Linked DNA regions of Homo sapiens: region 2 is linked to region 1. Evidence: chromatin loops called from intact Hi-C (ENCODE). Cell type or tissue: PC-9. All regions are shown on one strand. Each heading gives the region's core, and the rest is flanking DNA. Links, peaks and the distances in the headings are about the cores only.

What was found. Peaks named below come from ENCODE experiments on the same cell type or tissue, not always from the same donor. Only the 100,000 strongest peaks of a DNase experiment are listed, where the experiment ranks them.
Region 2: a loop joins it to region 1, with 7 times the contacts of the local background. A loop is called at or near these places in 4 of 110 quality-filtered maps.

The regions. Positions count from the first base shown.
Region 1 is chr2:240,227,882-240,238,321 of GRCh38, forward strand. No RefSeq gene overlaps it. Among named protein-coding and RNA genes, the nearest start is that of OTOS, 92 kb to the left of the region's middle. RefSeq lists silencers at 5,273-5,482, 5,833-5,882 and enhancers at 5,825-6,366, 7,613-8,113, 8,242-8,846. In PC-9, for the core only: a CTCF peak has its summit at 5,201 (motif pointing right); DNase peaks (open chromatin) are centred at 5,230, 5,560 and 5,740; H3K4me3 peaks cover 982 bases.
Region 2 is chr2:240,447,464-240,456,314 of GRCh38, forward strand. The region is part of intron 1 of GPC1 (glypican 1); the gene reads left to right. It overlaps GPC1-AS1 (GPC1 antisense RNA 1), which reads right to left. Exons shown (of 3, transcript NR_161169.1): 2 at 3,148-3,459; 3 at 1,916-2,458. It overlaps MIR149 (microRNA 149), which reads left to right and starts at 8,538; the gene lies at 8,538-8,626. RefSeq lists a silencer at 5,293-5,342 and an enhancer at 7,838-8,488. In PC-9, for the core only: no CTCF peak of the experiment used is centred there; a DNase peak (open chromatin) is centred at 5,268; H3K4me3 peaks cover 1,136 bases.

The sequences.
Region 1 (10,440 bases), core at 1,006-9,005:
GAGCCATCATTGCAGCCTTCCAGGCGAGCTTCTGGAGGCCCTGAGAGGTTATCTGATGTGCCTGAAGCCCCACATCTAAGACAGATGGACACCTTGAAGACAGCGAGTTTTTCCTGGTAGAACAGATTCAAACGAGTATCTATTTCATCCAGGCTGGGCGCAGCTCTTCCAGCCAGAGGTGCTGGTCTGGACCCACTTCCTGAGCAGTCTCCAAACTGGGGACCCTCTGGGTTCCTGAGGGGGTGCTGCGAGGGCCTCCACCCCACTGTGATACCCCAGCTGTAGAGTGTGATGGGGTCTGGGAGTCATGCTGCAGAGTGGGGGACACGTCAGAAACAGGCGGTGTGGGCAAAGCTGGCATAGCTGCTGCTCCCCGGAAGCCGGTGCAGTGCCTCCAGCCCAGGGCCAGGAGGTGCTGGCTGTGGCTGACTCTCAGGGAGGGGATGACACCCGTTGAAGGGGCACATCATGGATTCTGGGTGGAAAAAGTTTTCCTAAATAATCAGACCCCAGGCTTGTCCTTTAAGCATATGAGGGATCCAGATTTATACCACATGGAATTCTAAGCTAAGAAGTTAACATTTAGTCCCTTTGCTGAGCATGAGCTCAGGTCAACCCAAGGTGTCTGGCATAAACAAAGGCAAAATCATACCACAGGCTCCCAATGTGGTCCCCATAGCATGTGGATGGGGGCTTCGGGATTGGGTTCAGGGGGTCAGCATTTACCAGGTATAGGAAGAGCTACACCTCTCAGCACTTAATCTAAACGACCTGAAAGTAAACAGAAAGGAAAGCGTTAGATACATTTCAAAATGAAGAAATCTAAATTCTGAGAACCAGATTGTGATTGTGTAAATAAGATGTGTGTGTGTGTGTGTGTGTGTGTGTGTGTGTGTGTGTGTGTCAGGGTCTCACTCTGTTGCCCAGGCTGGAGTATAATCATGGCTCACTGCAACCTCAGCCTCCCAGGCTCAAGTGATCCTCCCACCTCAGCCTCCCAAGTAGCTGGGAGTACAGGCACGCATCATCACACCCAGCTAATTTTTAAATTTTTTTTGTACAGATGGGATCTCACTATGTTGCCTAGGTTAGTCTTGAACTCCTGGGCTCAAGCAGTCCTCCTGCCTCAAACTCACAAAGTGTTGGGTTTACAGGCATGAGTCACCATGCCTGGCAAATAAGATTTTATTCAAAATAGAACCAAAACAAACCTCTACAAATGACTACATGGGTATTCATAATTGAAACTTAGTGGAATACTTAAAAAGCAAATTAGATTCAGCTGAAGAGAGAATTAGTGAACTGGAAAATAGACATTCTAGGCTGAAGTGTGTTCCCGCAAAATTCATGTTGAAGTCTTACCCCCAGTACCTCAGAATGTGAATGTATTTGGAGACAGGGTCTTTAAAGGAGTAATTAATTTAAAGTGAGGTCTTGGGGGGGCCTTAATCCAATATAACTAGTGCCCTTATAATAAGAGGAGATTGGGACACACACAGAGAGGTGATCATGTAAAGACAGGAAGAAGACAAGCCAAGGAGAGAGGCCCCAGAGGAACCAGTCCTGCCGATACCTTGATCTCAGACTTCCAGCCTCCAGAACTGTGGGAAAACAAATTTTTGTTGTTTAAACTGCCCCATCTGTAGTACTTTGTTGGAGGAGCCCTAGCAGATGAATGCAATAGATTTAATAAATTACCCAGAATATGCATGGGAAAATAAAGAGATAGGAGGCAGAATAAAGTGAGAGGGATGATGCAAGAGCTAGAAGGACCAATACGTAAATCACCAAAGTCCCAAAGGGAGAGAGAGGCTGGCCACTGGAGCAGAGGAAATGCATGCACATTTTCCAGAACTGATAAACATGAATCCTCAGATTCAAGAAGCACAAGAGAGCCAGAGCAGAACATAGAAAACTAAAACCCCACCTAGACACATGATTGTGAAACTGCATGTGTCATACTCTGTAAATCATCTGCTCAGCTCCCACGCTAACCCTCTTTTAGCTTTTCCTCTCTATCTTTCCATCTCTATCTGAAATGCATGCTTCCTCAACTCCTTAGCAGTGAGGGTGCAGGCATGGGACATTGATTCTCCAGAATATTGCACCTGCCCATTTCTTGGATGCCAACGTGGGAAGTATCGGTGGCAGCTGCAGGTGGAGAGGCTGGGCCCTGTGACAACCTGACAGTAGAGGTGTGGCTTGTCACCAGTCTCAAAGGTACCAGTGCTAATGGCAAGGATGACAACAGGATGCCACTGCAATGGTTGGGTCGGATATTTTTTCAGACAAACATTTGGAATGATAAAGAATGGACTGTTCCCAGGGGACTTGAGGGGAAAATTGGCAAGGGTGTTGAAGACGATGGGGAAAGAGGCTGGGCTGCAAGAAAGCCATGGTGGAAGGGAACAGTCAGAAGACGCAGCCAGAGAACAGCGAGGCTGGGGGTCCCAGCAGAGGGGAGAGGTGCCTCAGCGATGGTCCAGGGAGGGAGAGCAGAAATGACAGAACAGTGAGTGTTGCTGGAGCGGAGGGGTCCGGCTGGTGTGCTGAGAGTTCCCAGGGAGAGCACCACCCTCTTTCAGAATGACAGGAGGAGTCAGATACAGAGGAAGACTAGGAGGGTCAGGATGTCTCTCAGGGTCTCAGGAGGGAAAGTGACACACAGATTGGAGGGGGAAGTGTGTCTTAGCAGATGGCCCTAGCTGCAAGGAAACAGCTGGCTTCATTCAACTGTGAAGAAGTGAAGAAGGGAAGGGGCCTGGGGGCAGGGAAGGTCTTCCCCATTCTGAATTCTGTGGAGTGAAAAACGGGCTTCGGTATAGCAGGAGCAGGGGATGAACTGCAGGGAAGGCAGTGTGTTTTCCACCGAAACTGCATCCCTGGGACATCCAGGGCTGCATGGAAGGAAGCCAAGCAGTAGGCCCAGCTCTGCTGGGGGTCCAGGGACTGGCTAAGGGGTCAGCAGATCTTCCACCAGGGGGAAGGGCAGGGGTGTCCACCAAAGGAACTGGCCCCAACTGGGTTGGCTGGACCTCCACGGAAACCTCCCTGGCTCTGACGCTAGAAAAGCTTTTAGTAAAAATAGACACCTACTACTTACTGGAAGAATAAAAGTCACGGTGCAGAGAGACTATGTTTTAATATGATGAATATCCCTTAACATAACACCCCACATTATACCTAACAGTGAACTCCAGGGAAATGGCCCTTAAAAATCAGAAATTAAAAACAGGTGTTTGCCAACTGCATTAAGATTGAACAGGCTGGGCCGGGCGCGGTGGCTCACACCTGTTATCCCAGCACTTTGGGAGGCCAAGGTGGGCGGATCACAAGGTCAGGAGATCGAGACCATCCTGGCCAACATGATGAAACCTCGTCTCTACTAAAAATATAAAAAATTAGCCGGGCTTGGTGGCAGGTGCCTGTAGTCCCAGCTACTCAGGAGGCTGAGGCAGGAGGATGGCATGAACCCAGGAGGCGGAGCTTGCAGTGAGCCGAGATCGTGCCATTGCACTCCAGCCTGGGCGACAAAGCGAGACTCTATCTCAAAAAACAACAACAACAACAAAAAGATTTAACAGGCCGGAGGATGTCGATGCCATGAGTCATGAACCCATCCTGCCTCTCACCCTGGCAACTGGCAACGGGACCTCCAAAAGCAGGAGGTAATGGCTTTGGCACCCAGAAACGCACAAGACAGAGAGCTATGGTTTCCCCAGTGTCTGGTCCTTGGAGGCTCCATGTGACCTAATTACACGCTGCCTTCCAAGCCTGATTGAGAGCAGAGGTGGTCAGGATGCTCAAAGCCCCTCCCAGACATTCTGTCCAGCCAGCAGCAGACCCACCAGTCCCCGCTCACCTATGCAGATGAGTGGCACTGTGCCACTTGCTCAGATGGAGCAGTCAGTAAGTAGCCAAGGGCATCTGGGTTGCAGACCTCAGTTTGAAAAAAAAAGGGAAGCAGGCGTTCGTCCAACATCACCCAGTACTGAAGACGCACCTTCCCTGTGCCAGGCATGGCCCTGGAGCTGAGCACGTCACTGACCAAAACAGACCAACAGTACCACCCTGGAGGGACTCATCTGTCTCCCAGGGAGTCGGCTTTGTTGGGGCCAGGAACCAGCCACCTTTGGGACCCTCCAGTGGCCAAGCCTGGAACCCTCTCTCAGGTGCCACCTGCCTGGGGACTGCGCAACAGTGCTGAGTGAAGGTGAAGCTTGGGAAGCCTCTCCCACAGGTGAGGCTATGTTGTTCTGCAAATCTACAAAGACAGATGACCAGGAGGGACCGCGGCAGGCAGCGCCTTCAGGCTGGGCGCAGACCCTTGAGTGTGAGCAGCAAGGAATCGACGGGAACAGACTGGGAGAAGGGCCCTGCACGCCCGCAGCTCTGCCCTGCACCTTCTGTTCAGAGATCACTTCTCATCAGGAGGCTGCGAAGGGAACTGGTGCTCCAGCTAAGGGTGGTCCCACAGGGTGACCTTGTCTGTCCTGAAACGGAAGCTGTTGTACTAGACTGGGTGCCACAGAATTTAACGTATACCCAATGGCCATACCCAGGCCTGCAGGTTTATGTCCCCGTGACTTTCAATATGCCCAGCTTGTCCTAGCTGCTTCACTAGGAAGTCCTGAGCCTCCGACAGGACACTTTCTGGGAGAATCACAGAGGCGTGTCTCTAGCGAGCGGCTTCCACTCTTTCTTCCAGACAGCCCGATTTCCCCACATGCACCTGGGCCTTGAGAACAGTCCCTGGAGGAGCATCCGACACTAGCAGGCCCAGGAGAACCACATCAGTCCCTCTCTTTGGGCAGCAGCCCTCCCCCTGCTGGGCTGGACTTCGCCCTCGTGGCACAGCGGGCAATTCTGAGCCAAAGCCAAAATGCCAGCTCCCAGCCTCCTAGGAAGGACGGGTCTGTGCGGAAGGCTCTGCGGCCGGCTCTGCCCCCAGGGCTCCCAGCAGCGGGCTCCCGAGGCCTGGCTTCTCCCGGAGGAGACCCCAGCTTCTCCAGCGTTCTTACATTTCTGTATTTCAGACCCAAATAGACCTTGTTCCAGGTTCTCAATGTCCTCCCCAGGGTGGGGCTGGTGGAGGCCTCCAGGTCCTGGGGTGTGTGTGGGCTGCTGGAGGGCAGGCCCGAGACCCAAAGGCGCGTCTCCCTCACCCGCCTCGCCGACACCAGGGGGCGCTGGAGCTCAGCAAAGGGCCCGGAGGCCGCTCTGAAACTCAGGCCTTAAAATACAGGCAGGATCAGCCTTTGGAGCCCTCCCTGCCGGCCGGGCCTGCCCGGCGCCCAGTCAGCGTGCTGCCGGGCCTGTGCCCCTGACGGACCTGGCACAAGGGGGCACCCAGGGGTCTGCAGCCGGATGATGCGAGCTCAGGCCTCCCCCACCTGGGGTGAGACGCCCCCATCCCATCAGCGCACCCCTGCAGCAGGGAAGCATAAGCCTGGCTGCGGCCCCGCCCACAGCACCTCTCTGGTCCAGCCCCGCCCACAGCACCTCCACCTCCAGCCCCGCCCACAGCACCTCCCCTCTCCAGCCCCACCCACGGCGCCTCCCTTCTCCGGCCCCGCCCACAGCACCTCCCCCACTTCAACCCCACCCACAGCACCTCCCTCCTCCCCGGCTGCAGCTCTCCCCTCAAGCCCCGCCCACAGCCCCACAGCACCTCCCCACAGCCCTGCCCACAACACCTCCCCCTCCAGCCCCACCCACAGCACCTCCACCTCAGACCCCGCCCACAGCACCTCCCGCCTCCAGCCCTGCCCATAATACCCCCCTCCTCTGACCCCGCCCACAGTGTCTCCCCCCTCTGGCCCACCCACAGTGCCTCCCCCTCCAGCTCCTCCCACAGCACTCCCTCCTCCGACCCTGCCCACAGCATCTACCCCTCCAACCCCGCCCACAGCACCTCCCTCCTCCGGCCCTGCCCACAGTGCCTCGCCCCTCCCGCCCCATCCACAGTGCCTCTTTCCTCTGGCCCCGCCCACAGCACCCTGATCCTCCAGCCCCACCCACAGTCCCCCCCTCCAACTCCGTGGCTGCAGCCCCGCCCTCAGCACCTCCCTCCTCGGGGGGTGCCGCAGGACCTGGGACGCACCTGATGTTTCTGGGGGGGAAGGGGCACCCTTCTGCAGTTTGCATTGGTCACCTTAACAGCGGGGCACTGTGGTCACAGATCAAGTCCTAAAGGAAAGTAAACCTCTGTTCAGTGGCCAGGGAGGAAACAGGTTGTGAGAAATAACGGAACATTCTTCAGACAGGACAACAATTCGGAGTCTTACACCATCCCAGGTTTTTTGACACGAGGGCTGTCCCCGCGTTGCTCTCCCTGGGCCTGTGGCACCCACTTGCTGGCTAAGGTTAGGACCCACCCTGGGGCGCCTGCCCAGCGGTGACTGTGTCCACAGCACTCTGGGTGGCACCTGCCCAGCTACTTCTGGTTGTGCCCTGGTCACACAGGCATGGTTGGGGCAGAGTGTGGCAGGTGCTGCCTGCACCAGAGCTCCCCATGTGCCAGGCTTGGTGCCCACGTGTGCTGGTGATGCTCTCACCTGGTCCTCAGTGCAGTGGAATGCGGGACACACTGTCACAGCCTCAATTTACAGCTGGGGAAGCTGAACCCCAGAGGAGTTTGGTGACCTATCCAAAGTCACACCGTCTGGAAGTGGCTGAGCCATCATCTACCAATGCCTGTGAGCTTGAGCTCACGTCTCCAAGAGGGTGCAAGCCTGGGTAAGCAGGGACTTGCTCAGCCTCCAAGGAAAACCCACACCTGCAGCAAATGGCTCCAGGTTCAGGCTGGCCCCCGACTCTGTGAAACCACAATGACCAGCCCTGGGATGTTAAGCTCTGGATCGGAAGAGGAGAGGTCAAGAGAGCAAAATCCTGCAAGCCATGAGCCGTGGGAAATGAGTGAGGTGCTGGTTATTACGGAATGTGCCCAGCCTGACGTGATCACACACAGACACAGGCCTCTGGGGGTGGTGCTCCCAGCTGACCTCTGCAGGATCTCTGCACCCTGAATGGCAGGTCCACGTATCATTGCTCTTGCATGTCCCTCACTACCCCAGGAAATGGCCACCAAATCCCCCAAATCACCCTGGACACCAACACTGAACACAGAATGCTTTTGGATTCCCTAAGGTACAAAGGAAATCTTGGTAACTTCTTTCCCCAGGTTGCCTTAGCTTTCAGGGTTTCCGTGAGCTGTGAGCTCACCTGTGCGTCCTGGCCAGCTGCAGAGCACTGCAAGACCTAAAAGGAGGGAGAAGAATGGGCTTGTGGGGCATGGCTGGGCTGCGGCTCTATATGCAGCAGTGAGGAGATTTCATCATGGCCTTGGGCTGCAGACCCCGGCTTCCTGGCATTTCTCATGCACCCTCCTGAGCCCCAGGTGCTGGGTTACATGTCAGTGTGGAGACTACACCCCGTGACCCAGGCACATGCCCTCGAAGGCTGGTTCTTGAGGGCCAGCTTTGGGAGGACAGGTGAGGGCTCAGGGGTGACAGAACACCTACCTGGGGTTCAACAGGCCACCCCCAGTCCTGGAGCCCCTGCTGCTGTCACCCCACCGGCCCAGGCCAAGGACTGCACTTCTCCTTGCAGTGGACCCCTATGAGCGTGCTGTGACCCCCTCACAAGGTCACCGTACCTGTCTGGCCCCAGCTGCAACCTGCCTGGGAGCAGGTCTAAAAACAGGCCCTGCTGCTGGGTGACTGGGCAACTGATCCGGGTTGGGGCGAGGGTGTGGCCGCCACCCGAGGCCGCCCTGTGTCTGGGCAGGTCTCAACTCTTCCTCTGATTCTCCCTCTGTCCCCGAGGAGCTCTCGGTCCCCGAGCCCGGTCAATACCTGAGCCAGGCATTCTTAACCTCCTGTGCACCGAGGCCCCATGGCAGGTAGTGAAAGTTAGGGACCCCTCATCAGAATAATGTTTTTAGGTGCATAAAATAAAATGCATAGAATCGCAAAGGAAACGCATTGCATTGAAATTGTTAGCACAGGTGAGAGCTGAGTTTTCCGCAGAGTGAGGTGCAGGCTCTTCTATCAACGCGTCACCTGGGGTGTACTCAGCAGTTTGAGCAGTGCTGGGCACCTCGCTGCCTGGGGATCCTGGCCACAGCTGCAGTGATGGGAAGACACTATGGCTTCTTCTGGAACCGAGTCACCTTCTTCCATGCTCACAATGGAAGGAGTACCATGTCAGCTTAGCTGAGCAATGGGACAGTTTCTCCCCATGCATGCTCAGGGGAGTGGCCACCCGGAACCTTCTCCCTCCAGCTCCCCTCCCTCATCCTTTGGGTGCACTGTGACCCTGAATCAGCTCTGTGGGGTGACTCCCAGCCCAGAACCCTCAGGCCCAGAACCCCCACCACCACGGGTGGTACACAACCAAGCTCCTTGGCCCCCCAAGAAGGTCTATGGGAATTGCCTGTTCCAGGTCTGCCTTCCAGGCTGGCCCTCACTGGCCTGGGACACCCATCGTCCTCCTGTTTGCACCTCTGCTCCTCCTGGGTAGACCGCATCCCTCCTCAGCCAGCATGTCTCTCCTGCCTCCTCCCCCAGTGACCTCCCCACCAGCAGCCATCCCCTCACCCCATCTCCCTAGGGACACCTCTCTCTAGCCATCCATCCCATTCGAGGCCTCATCCCCGCTCCCATCAGGGCCTCCTCCATCCCAGATCCCTGGGGACAGCAGGAGCCAGGACCTAGCGAAGGTTGTGTTGACCCTAGCGTTGGAAGAAGGCCTGCTTGGAGGGGGCTGGGTTAAGAAACAGGAGCTCCAAGTGGGCCTGGCTGTCCTTGGCCTGAAGGACTGCTGACAGGAAGCAGCTGGTTTCCAGTGACAGGCGGGCCGGGGGTGGTGGCACCTGTCATCATTTCTGCCCTGCCTGCTGAGCAGAGCTCAAGTGTCTGTGCCTGGGAGGGGCTGGGCCGGAATGAGCACTGCTCAAACCTGCAGCAGGGGGCCAAGGGGCTGCCCAGCCTCAGCCTGAAACTCCCAGAAAGCACTGAGCACAGAGGGTCCCTCCTGCCCCTCCCCTGCACCCCTGTGCCTCTGACAGTTCCCAGGCTCACTCCATCCAAAGGCCCCAGCCCCTGTGGAAAGACCCCTGGAAGCCCTCATGGACACCTGGTCGCAGAGACTGGTGCCCTCCCAGGCCTACTTGTCAGTCAGTCTCGGGCCCAGCTCCTGTCATCTCTGTCCCCTGCAGGACTCAGACCGCTGTGTGTATACATGTGGGGTGGGGTGGGGATTGGGGAAGGCTGGGGGGAGGGGGATTGGGCTGGATGTCCTTCCCTGTTTCCCATCAGAGAAGAGAATATTTTCTTATTTTCCCCTTCTGCTATTCCTTGTTTTAAGATAACTTTTTTTTTTGGAATTATTATTTTGTTCTTAGTGAGACTATATCTCACTAAAATTATGTACTCAAAATACTGTTTATTTTTTAAGTCACAGTCACATGAAGATTTCTTGGCACCAATTTGGTAAACAGTTAGGTTTACTTGTTCCTGCCAGTTTCCAATTTGTAGGGATTCCTTTCTTGTTCTTTAGGATTTGTTGTTGTTTTTTAGCAAAGCATCTACATGGTTCCAGAGGAGACATGAGCCATGTGAAGCTCAAGGTCAGCCCCAGAATTGGCCCCCCTTCCCCTCCCCCACCACCTTCTTTCCCCACCCCCACTGGAGGCCGTGTTTATTAGGTCGGGGTTTACCTGTTCACTGGTTATTTTATATGAGAAGCCCATGCATACCCATCTCCAAGCCGTTCTAGAAGCCTCTCTGACATGTCCTGCCTCTTACTGCATTTACACGACACTGCCTTTCACATCGCACGCACGGCTCCTTCTCACGACTTCCTGTTCCTACAACGCACTCCTTATGGGACTGACCAGGATTTAATCAAACAGTTGCCCTGGATGGGCAACTGGGAGTTTTCTGTTTTTGCTATCACCATGAAAGAGCGGCCTGTGCCAAAGTCGCTGTTTCCCTAGCGTTTTCTTGGCAGAGATTCATGGAACTGACATCGGTAGGTTGAAGGCCATGTGTATCTGCAACTTGGCCAACTATTTCCCTCCCTAGGAACTGCCTCATTGTGCATTCCCACCAGTAATCAATAAGAACACCTGTTTCTCCACAGCCTCACCAACACAATGAGTTGTCAAATCTTTGGATTTTTGCCAAGCTGATCAGTGAGAAATGGAATCTCAGTGTTGTCTGAATTCACATTTCTTTTATATGAGCAAGATTGAGTCACCTTTTCCTATGTTTAAGAGGCATTTGCATTTTTTCTTTTACAAACTATTTGTTCCTATCTTGTACCTATTTTCCTACAGATCTTTGGACATTTTCTTCATTTTGGGAACTTTTTGTATATCAGTGATATTAGCCTTGCATCTGTAATATTAGTTGCAAATATTGTCTTACCTGTCCT
Region 2 (8,851 bases), core at 528-8,527, 220 kb after region 1:
TAGGTGTGCACACACTGCCTGCGCCCCTGTCCCCATGGACCTCGGGTTCCCAGGGAGGCGGCCTGCCGGGCCTCTGGGGAAAGCCACACCCTTGGCCGAGGGCTGGCTCTCTTGAAGATCATGGCCGTTCCTGGTGGCCGTCGTCTTAGCAAAGGGGCGGGTCCTGAGAGAAGCCAAAGCCAACCTGCTGGGGGTCAAAGGGGGTCAAGGGCCGGCTCCACACCGGCTGTGTGCCCCTGGCCCTGCCCACAGTCGCTGTGTACCCTGGCAGAAGGCTGGCCCGCCCTCTGCCCAGCGTGTGTCATGTCAGGGAGGCCTATTCTTTCTCTAAGTCCCATCTTCCAGAAGGTGGGCTGTGGATGAGGGCACTCCATGGGGAGGGAGGAAGGCCAGGCTGGGGAGCCACATCTGCCTGGACAGGAGGCCCCGTCATTGTCACCGGCGCAGCTGCTTCCTGGTTGTCACCCTGAGCGCTCACAGCACGCAGTGTCGGCGCTCCCATTCGCTGGCTCTGGGTGTGAGATGGTGGAAATGGCAAGAAGAGTTGCTGCCAGGCCATTCTGGGTGGAACACAGTGTCCCCAGGGCACAGTGACAGTGGAACGGCCGGAGGCGCTCTCGAGCCCGCCTTGAGGGTGGCAGCTGGTTTTCAGGAAGAGAGTCAAGGGTGGAGAGTTCAGGAGGCACCGCAGGCCCTGTGGAGAGGCAGGAAGGGCAGGAGATGCTGGCCCCGGGTCTGGACAGCTGCCCTCATAGGGGCCTCTCCCTTCCCCTACGGGATGGGGCTGGTTCGTTCCCCCAGGCTGTCTGCCTCCTGGATCTCATGTGCCCGCCCCAGGCAGTGTCCCCAACCTCTGCCCAGAGCCATCTCATGGGATCCTGGCATCCCTCTGTCTGCCAGGCAGTCCGGGTGTAGATAGTCCCTGCCAGGCAGTCCAGGTGTAGACAGTCCCTGCCAGGCAGTCCGGGTGTAGATAGTCCCTGCCAGGAAGTCTGGGTGTAGACGGGGTGGAGTCAGGACTCCAGGTGCCTGGGGGTGGAACTCTGAGCCTCCGGCTCTCCTCCGGCAGGTGGCTTCGGGAAATGGGTGGGAGTCACGGAGGCAGGGGGCCCCCATTCCCACCTGCTCCAGGACCCGCAGGGCCCACAGGAGGTCGAGGTCGGAGCTCACCTTTGGGGAGGCGATCAGGCAGGCACATGACAGGACCACCTGCTCAGAGTCTCCCTGGGCTGGGAGCCCTGGGCGTTCTCGGTGGTGGGCTGTGTGACCAGCAGCGTGACCGGCAGTTATCCCTCCCCGGACGTGGCCTTGCAGACACCAGCCCAGCTGCCTGAGGCCCAACTAGGTTTCAGCAGCACCTGGCCAGCAATGGGATAGTCAGGCCAGCGAGGGTGGCCAGGCCTGACCCTAGTTTTGCAAGAGTGGCCTAATCTCCATACCTGGGCTCGGGGTGCCCAGGTATCAAGCCTGGGCTTCTCATTTCCTCCCCTTCAGTGAGGACAGGGGGACACTCAGGCCAGTGGAAGGAGATCTGCCTTAGGGAGAAGTCTGAGACCTGGGGGGGAAGCCACCTAACCTCCGTGAGCCTCAGTCTTCCCATCTGTAAGCTGGGGGTGGTCCTGTCTGCCTGTTAATTGAGATAGTGCTGATTTCAGGAGAGACCCACTGCTCTCCAAGGAGGCTGGGGACAGTTCAGAGTTGAAAGCGGCCTTAAACCTCCTGCTGACAGCCTGGACGGGGTCTGAGACCTGAGTGGGGGAGCCAGGGATACGTGGGTGCGCAAGCATGCATGGGTGCCCAAAGGTGGTGGGCTGCTGCGGGTGGGGAGACCTGTGTGATTCCGGCAGGCGCCCCCCCCCACCCCCACGCTGCAAAGGGCCGCCGGACTTAGCGGATGCAAAGACAGGACACGAGGTACATGGGAATTTCAGGTAGACCCTGAATCATTTTGTAGTGCAGTGTGTCCCAAATACTTTCATTTCAAATAAGGAAATAAATGTTGAGAGTAAATATGCCCTACATATTTAGTGTAAGTACACCCCAGATATTTTTGGGGAGAAGAGTTGTTTGCTTTTTGTGGCAAAATATGCATAACAAAATTTGCCAGTTTAACCATTTTCAAGAGTTCAGTTTTCAGTGGCGTTCAGTCCATTCATGCTGTTGTGCGGCCGTCACCCCCATCCAGCTCCAGGACCCTTTTCATCTTGTAAAACTGAAACTCTGTCCCCATTAAACAGTAACTCCCCATTTCCCCTCTCCACCGCCCCTGGTGCCCGCCATCCTTTCAGTCTCTATGAATCCGACTCCTCTAGGGACCTCACATAAGTCGAGTCTTGCCGTATCTGTCCTTTCGTGTCTGGCTTCTTTCACTCAGCGTCGTCCTCAAGGTTCCTCCACGCCGGAGCATGTGTCAGAATTTCTTCCTTTTCACGGATTAATCCTATTCCATTGTATGCACCTACAGACAGTTTGTGGAAACAATCTATTCGACTGTGGAGAGACATCGTTTCTACCTTCCGGCTCTGGTGAATAATGCTGTGAGCATGGGTGTATGAGGAGCTGTTCCTTTTCCTGCTTCCAGTTCTTTGGGGCCAAATACTTTCATACTGTACTAAAATAACAATTCATTGTTTATCTGAAATTCAGATGTAACTGGCCCCCGTGCTTTATCTGCACTCGTCCCCTAATTGTGGCTGTGGGGCAGGGCTGGGCAGAAGCTCCAGCCCACACACCTGCCATGCTGGGCAGGCAGGCAGAGGTGCCTGGGCGGCCACCAACTCATCAAAGCCCTAGGGAGACGCCCTCCTGGGACCGCCCAGACCTCTCTGGGCTCAGCAGGGCTTGTCAGCTCCTGCTTCAGCCTTTGCCTGCAGCTCAGGAATTCCCCTGGGATTGGAGTCAGGGCAGGCTGCAGGGTTGGGGAGGCGGGGGATGCTAAGGCTGTTCCTCGTGCTGGGCCCCGTGCTGCTACTCCTAGCCTGTGACCTTGCACAGGTCACTTTAGCTCTCTATGTGTCAGCTATGTCAGCGGGACCTACAGCTGCTGTGAAGATGAAATGACTCGGCTTAACCCCCTGCGAGGCCCATAGTGAGCTCTGCATCTTAGCAGGGAGACAGCTAGACCTCTGGGAACAAGGGAGCCCTCACCATGTGTGACCTCCCATTCAGGGGCGTGCCCCGTCGAGCCCCGTGCTTCCTCTGGGGAGGAGGTGCTGGCTTGGGGGGGTGTGGCTCGTGGGCCATGCTGGCAGTGGGTCGTGTTCGCTCCAGTGCCAACACTGGGCAGATTCCCCCCGACATCATTTAGACGTGTGCCTTTATTCAGTACCAGGGTACCAGGGCCGGCCTGGGTGCCAGGTAGGGAGGCAGGAGCAAGAAAGTGGAGGCTCCCCTGGCAGAGGTTCCCTCTGGAAGGAGCATGGCTTGTTGGGACTGGAGGCCAGAGGCTGGGGAGGCTTCCTGAGGGAGGTGAGGGGAAAGCATGTGAGATGGAGGGAAGTGGCAGGTCACAGCTGGGTGGGGTGACTGGGTGGAGTGACTGGGTGGTGGGGGTGGGCGCAGGGAGAGCCAGGCCTGGGACCACCATGACCACAGAGATGGCTTCTCGGGAAGTGGTTGGGTCGGAGGTGAGCGGCCGAGTTCCTTTGCTCCCTCCCCTTCTGTTCCTTCCCCAGTGTTTATGAGCCATCCCTCTTGGCGGGCTCCCTCCAGAGGCACCCAAGGGTTTGCTCTGGGATCCGGCCCAGCCTCAGCTGTATGTGTGTCTCTGCCTGGTTGGCATTCACGGGGCAGATGGACGGGCCTGCGCGGCGTCTTTGTGGACTGGAATGTGGCTGCTGCGTCCCCTTCTGCGTTTCTAGCGTGCCCCCTGTGGGTGTAGCAGACAGGGAGGGCCAGTCCATCTTCCAGGCCTCCTTGGGTGCCTGTGGCCCCTGCAGTGGGTGTACGGGAAGCTAGATGGGAGAGCTGGGCAGAGCCCCAGGAGGACAACCCCACCCTCCCACAGCCTGCCTGAATTTCCACCCTGCTGGCAGGGTTGGGCATAGAGATGTGAGTGCCCTCTTCAGCTCCACCAAGCCAAGGAGGAGAAAGGCTGAGCCAGGCCTGGGGGCACGGCCTCTGGGGAGCACCTCATCCTGGGTTCGAAGAGTGGGCTCTGCCTTACAGCCAAGACACCGGGTCCTGGGTGTGGCAGGAGGTTCGTGACACAAATTCTGAATCCCCTTTCATCCCCAGTCTGAGGCCACAGCATGAGCCTCAGACAGTGGAGCAGGCTGGCATGGGGGGAGGCCTGCACAGGGCACGCGGCTTCTTGGCCCGAGCTGTGACTAGGCTCCCATCTGATGGACCCCTGCCGTCGTGCCATGCCAGGGCCGGCACCGCCCAGACCTGGCGTCTGCCGGCAGGATGGCCTGCTCAGGGGTTCCCCAAGCAGGATCTGGGCAGCTTAGAGAGCAGTCTTATGAGTTGCCTGGTGAAAGCCCCGTCTTTGGGGGTCTCCGGTGTTGTGGCCTGCCTTGGTGGTCTGTCCAGCAGCTCTCAGTGTGCCCATTGCAGACCGGCCGAGAGGCCGGAGTGCGGCCAGAGGGGAACTGGTGTGAGTGGGTGGTTTTGTCTGGCTGGGTCAGCAGGCCTGGGGAAGGTGGGGAGCTGGGCCGGGACAGTGGGAGCCACGCAGGACCTGGGCTGCAGGGAGGGGAGGGTGTTGGCGGGAGGCTGTCCCTCTGGTGTCCAAGGAGGGGCCAGAGGCGCACAGCATAGACCTCCCAGGCTGGGGGCACCTGGGTGGGAGACTTGGTGGAAGGATGTGGCCTGTTGGGTTTGGTATGTCAGAGGGAAAGCAGGTCAGGATATAGGGGCAGGGGGGTCTGGAGTCAAGGCCCGGGTGCCATTGGACTGGGGGCTGGAGGGGGCAGGTAGAGGATGTGGAATGACCATGGCAGCTTTGCGTGAGGACAGCGGTGGTCAGCTGCCACCTTCAGCACAGAGAGAAACCCGACACCCCGCCCCCATTACCCTCCGGGGAGGGGCCCCGGCTCCCCCGAGCGCCGGCCCTGCTGAGACCCAGGAGCCCCTGCACCAAGGCCTGGGCCCGCTTAGCTGCAGTGGGGAGCCTAGGAGGCCCGGACTGCCCGCGGAGAACAGGAGCAGCACCCGCAGGCGGGAGGGAGGGGCCCGGCCTCGGCGGCGGGCAGGAAGGCGGGCGCAGGGCGGCGGGGACCTGGCCGGAGGGGCCGGGGCGGCCGCCTGCGGTTTCCAGGGAGACGGGGGCGGTGCCGAGCGCGGCGGGGCGGGGGCTGCGGGAGGACGCTCGTCCCCGCGCCGGGAGCCACCGCCCTCGGCCGTGCGCGCCAGTGCGGCTGCGGCGCTGCCCGGGGTGGCTGCGGCCAGAGTCTCCCGCGCGCCCGGCGGACCGCAGCCCGCCCTCGTCCCCCGCTGGCTTTTCGCCTCCTGCGAGCCCTTCCGCCCGGCCCCGCTCCGCCGCCTTTCCCCGGCCCGAGCACCTGCACCCAGAGCCCGCGCGCCGCCCGGAGCCGCTGGAGCCGCCGCTGCGAAGGGGGTCCCGCGTCCGCCGCCGCGCTGGAAGCCAGGCCCGAGGACCTCTCCCGCAGCGCCACCGTACCCGCATCCGCAGGCGCGCCACCCCCATCTCCACCCGCTCCTCGTCCCCACCGCCTCTGTCCCATCCTCCGCTCCGTCCTGCCCCGCTTGGCCGCCGCAGCCCCATCCCCTTTCCGCCCCTCCTGTCGGGAGTCCGTGGCCCGTCCCCAGTCCCACCCCACCCGTCGCCCCAGCTGCACCTACCCCTACCCCTCCCGGGCCGCATCCCGGCGTCCCCGCCCCGCTCCCACCGCCCGCCCCGCTCCCACCGCCCGCCCCGCTCCCACCGCCCGCCCCGCTCCCTCCGCCCGCCCCGCTCCCTCCGCCCGCCCCGCTCCCTCCGCCCGCCCCGCTCCCTCCGCCCGCCCCGCTCCCTCCGCCCGCCCCGCTCCCGCATCGCCTGCCGCCGCCCCGGGGCCCCCCTTCCTCTTCCGCCAGGCCCATCCCCCTCCCCGGGCCGTCGCAGCCCTTCGAGCCCCCTCCCCCACCCCCGTGCCTGCCGCACCCGCTGCGACAAGCCCCTTCCCCGCCAATCGCGGCGCCCCCCTCCCCTCGCCTGCCCGCCGCAGCCCCCTCTCCCCGCCCGCCCCCTTCCCTCCCCGCCGCGCCCACTGCACCAGTGCCCCCTCCTCGCCGGGCCGCCGGCGCTGCTGCGTGTCCAGACCCCTGCGCACCCGCTCCGGCTGCGCGGTTTGCCGTCTTCGTCCCTGGCCGCGGCGGCTGGCGACTGGCATCGGGGCGCCCGGGACCCCCAGGGCGGCGACGCTGCCGCCGGTGCCGCCGAGCCTTTGTTCCGCCGCCGGGGCCGGTTTCACGCCTGTCGCCCTCGCAAGCAGCCGCGGGTGACAGGAGCCTTAGCCGGCCTGGGGCGCGGACCCTCCCACCCGGGGCAGAGGTGTCCCTACGACGCCCCTCGGTTTCGGGTCGCAGTGCGCGGCGGAGGTTCTGCGGCGGCGGAGGGGCTCCTTGGCGACGCTGTCATTTGGGTGAAATGGTGGCGGGGGGGCTTCGGGCAGACGGCAGGGGTGTGGGGAGGGGAGGGAAGCACGATGGGGTGAGTCTGGGGGCCGTGGATGCCGTTGACGAGGAGCTGAGATGCCGTGGCCGGTCCACCTCGCAGGTGGGGCCAAGGCTGCCTCTGGCTCAGACGTCAGGAGCCCAGGCGGACAGGGACTGGCCAGGGGCGCAGGCTTCTTAGAGGATGGGGCAAAAGTGAGGAAAAGATCCTCTGCAGCCTGGGCAGTGGGTGGTCCCCAGGAAACCCCCTGGGTCGTTTGTCCAGTGCACCCTCACCCCAGGAGGCTGCTGGACGTGCCGGAGGATGCCACAGCCACCGGAGCTGGTTGGGGTCCGAGAGCAGATGGGCCAGGGGCTGGGGCAGGCTTCGAGAAGAGGGTTCGGGCTTGGGGAAAGCCTTCGCAGCCATCGGCCAGCCAGGAAGGCCCCGTTGCCGGGTGCAGAGCTGAGTAGAGGGCAGGAGCGGGGAGGCCTAGGCTCTTCCCTTGCGTGTTGGGGGGCTGCGGTGCCTGGAGCTCTGCACACAGCCCTACTCCAGCACCGTGGGAGGCAATGCAGGCTGACTGTCCACGCCAAATTCCGGTACCTTAGGCATTCGAGTCTGTTGACACTGAGTGTCTAGGACGAGGCTGTAAAGGTGGATAAAGCCGGCTTTACAGTCTGCACCTCCTGTGTGAGCCGTGGAAGCTTCTGGAGGGATGGGCGTGGCGTGGCGCCATCATCTCTCTGCATTCTCCTTGGGAGGGCTCCAGAGCCACTGGTCACGGGCAGCTGCCAGGCTGGGTCTGGACAAATGAGGTCTGGGTCCATCATTGGGGATGGGGGCCACTGTCAGGATGGGAGTCTCGCCTAAAGCTTTGGGGTGAAGGTGCTGATGACCAAGAGGAAACTGCGGGGTGGGGACATGTCAGCAGGGGACGAGAATGCATGACCTAAAAGGTATCCAAAGTTAAGGCTGGTGGGGGCTTAGTGAGGAGCAGCAGAGTGGGGTGGTCCAGAACCGTCAGGATCGGGAGGGGGAAGATGGAACGAGACAGCAGCTGCCTACGAGCCAGGGAGCAAGAGCTCTGTGCTTTAACCTGAGGAGCAGGAGCCTGGGAACTGGAGACTCTGGGTTTGAGGTGGGGGATGAATCTGCCATTAAACAAATAATCCCCTTCCCCCCCAAAAAAATCCTCAGAGCACTGGGGAAGGGAAGTGTCCCAGTGACTGAGGGAGGGGAGCGCTGTGGAAGGATGGGTCGGCTACAGCAACTTCAGCCCAGGGATCAGGGAAGAGAGGGTCCAGTCCCTGGCCCAGCGGGGAGCAGGCCCGGTGACCTTGACCTGAGCAGCCCCAGGGCCAGAGGGAGGGGTGGGCCGGAAGGGCCCAGATGCCTCCCTGCACGGGGGGAAGGGGATGGGCTGCCGGGACTCACCCCCTAGGTTGGAAAATGCCTCCCTCTGGGTTGGAGGAGGAGAAAGGCCAGGAAGGAGAGGGAGAGGGACATGGGGAGGGTTCCCTCCTGGCCTGAGGCCTCTCTATCCCCAGGTGTTGAGCTGAGAGAAGTGGTGGGGAGGCCCCTGGGGGTGGGGAGGCCCCTGGGTGGGGAGATTTAAGATGACAGCTGGTCTTGGGCACATTGCTCTCCATTCAGAAAGGCCCCAGCCCCTGGCATTCTTCCAGGAGGGGGCTTGCTTTGCCGCCCTGCAGGGGGACTCTGCAGAGCCGGCCTCTGCCATCTCATGTCCAGGACCACAACCTGTGGCCCCGGCCTGCGCCGGGCCGGAGCTCCGCAGAAGGAAGCCAGCGGGAGGCCTCCTGCCTTTGACTGCCGTGCGTCCAGCCTGCAGCGGGCCTCAGGGGGCCGCCTCGATCCAGCCTGCCCGAGGCTCCCAGGCCTTCGCCCGCCTTGCGTCCAGCCTGCCGGGGGCTCCCAGGCCGGCGCCCGAGCTCTGGCTCCGTGTCTTCACTCCCGTGCTTGTCCGAGGAGGGAGGGAGGGACGGGGGCTGTGCTGGGGCAGCTGGAACAACGCAGGTCGCCGGGCCGGCTGGGCGAGTTGGCCGGGCGGGGCTGAGGGGTCGGCGGGGGAGGCTGAGGCGCGGGGGCCGGTGCGCGGCCGTGAGGGGGTGTGAGAGGTGGCTGACGGCGCCGAGGAGCCCCTCAGAACCTGCAGGTGGGGGGAGCTCCCATATCTTACGGGTGTTTCGGGCCTCACCTCTCCATGCCTCTCGTCAGCCTCTCCCGTCTGCG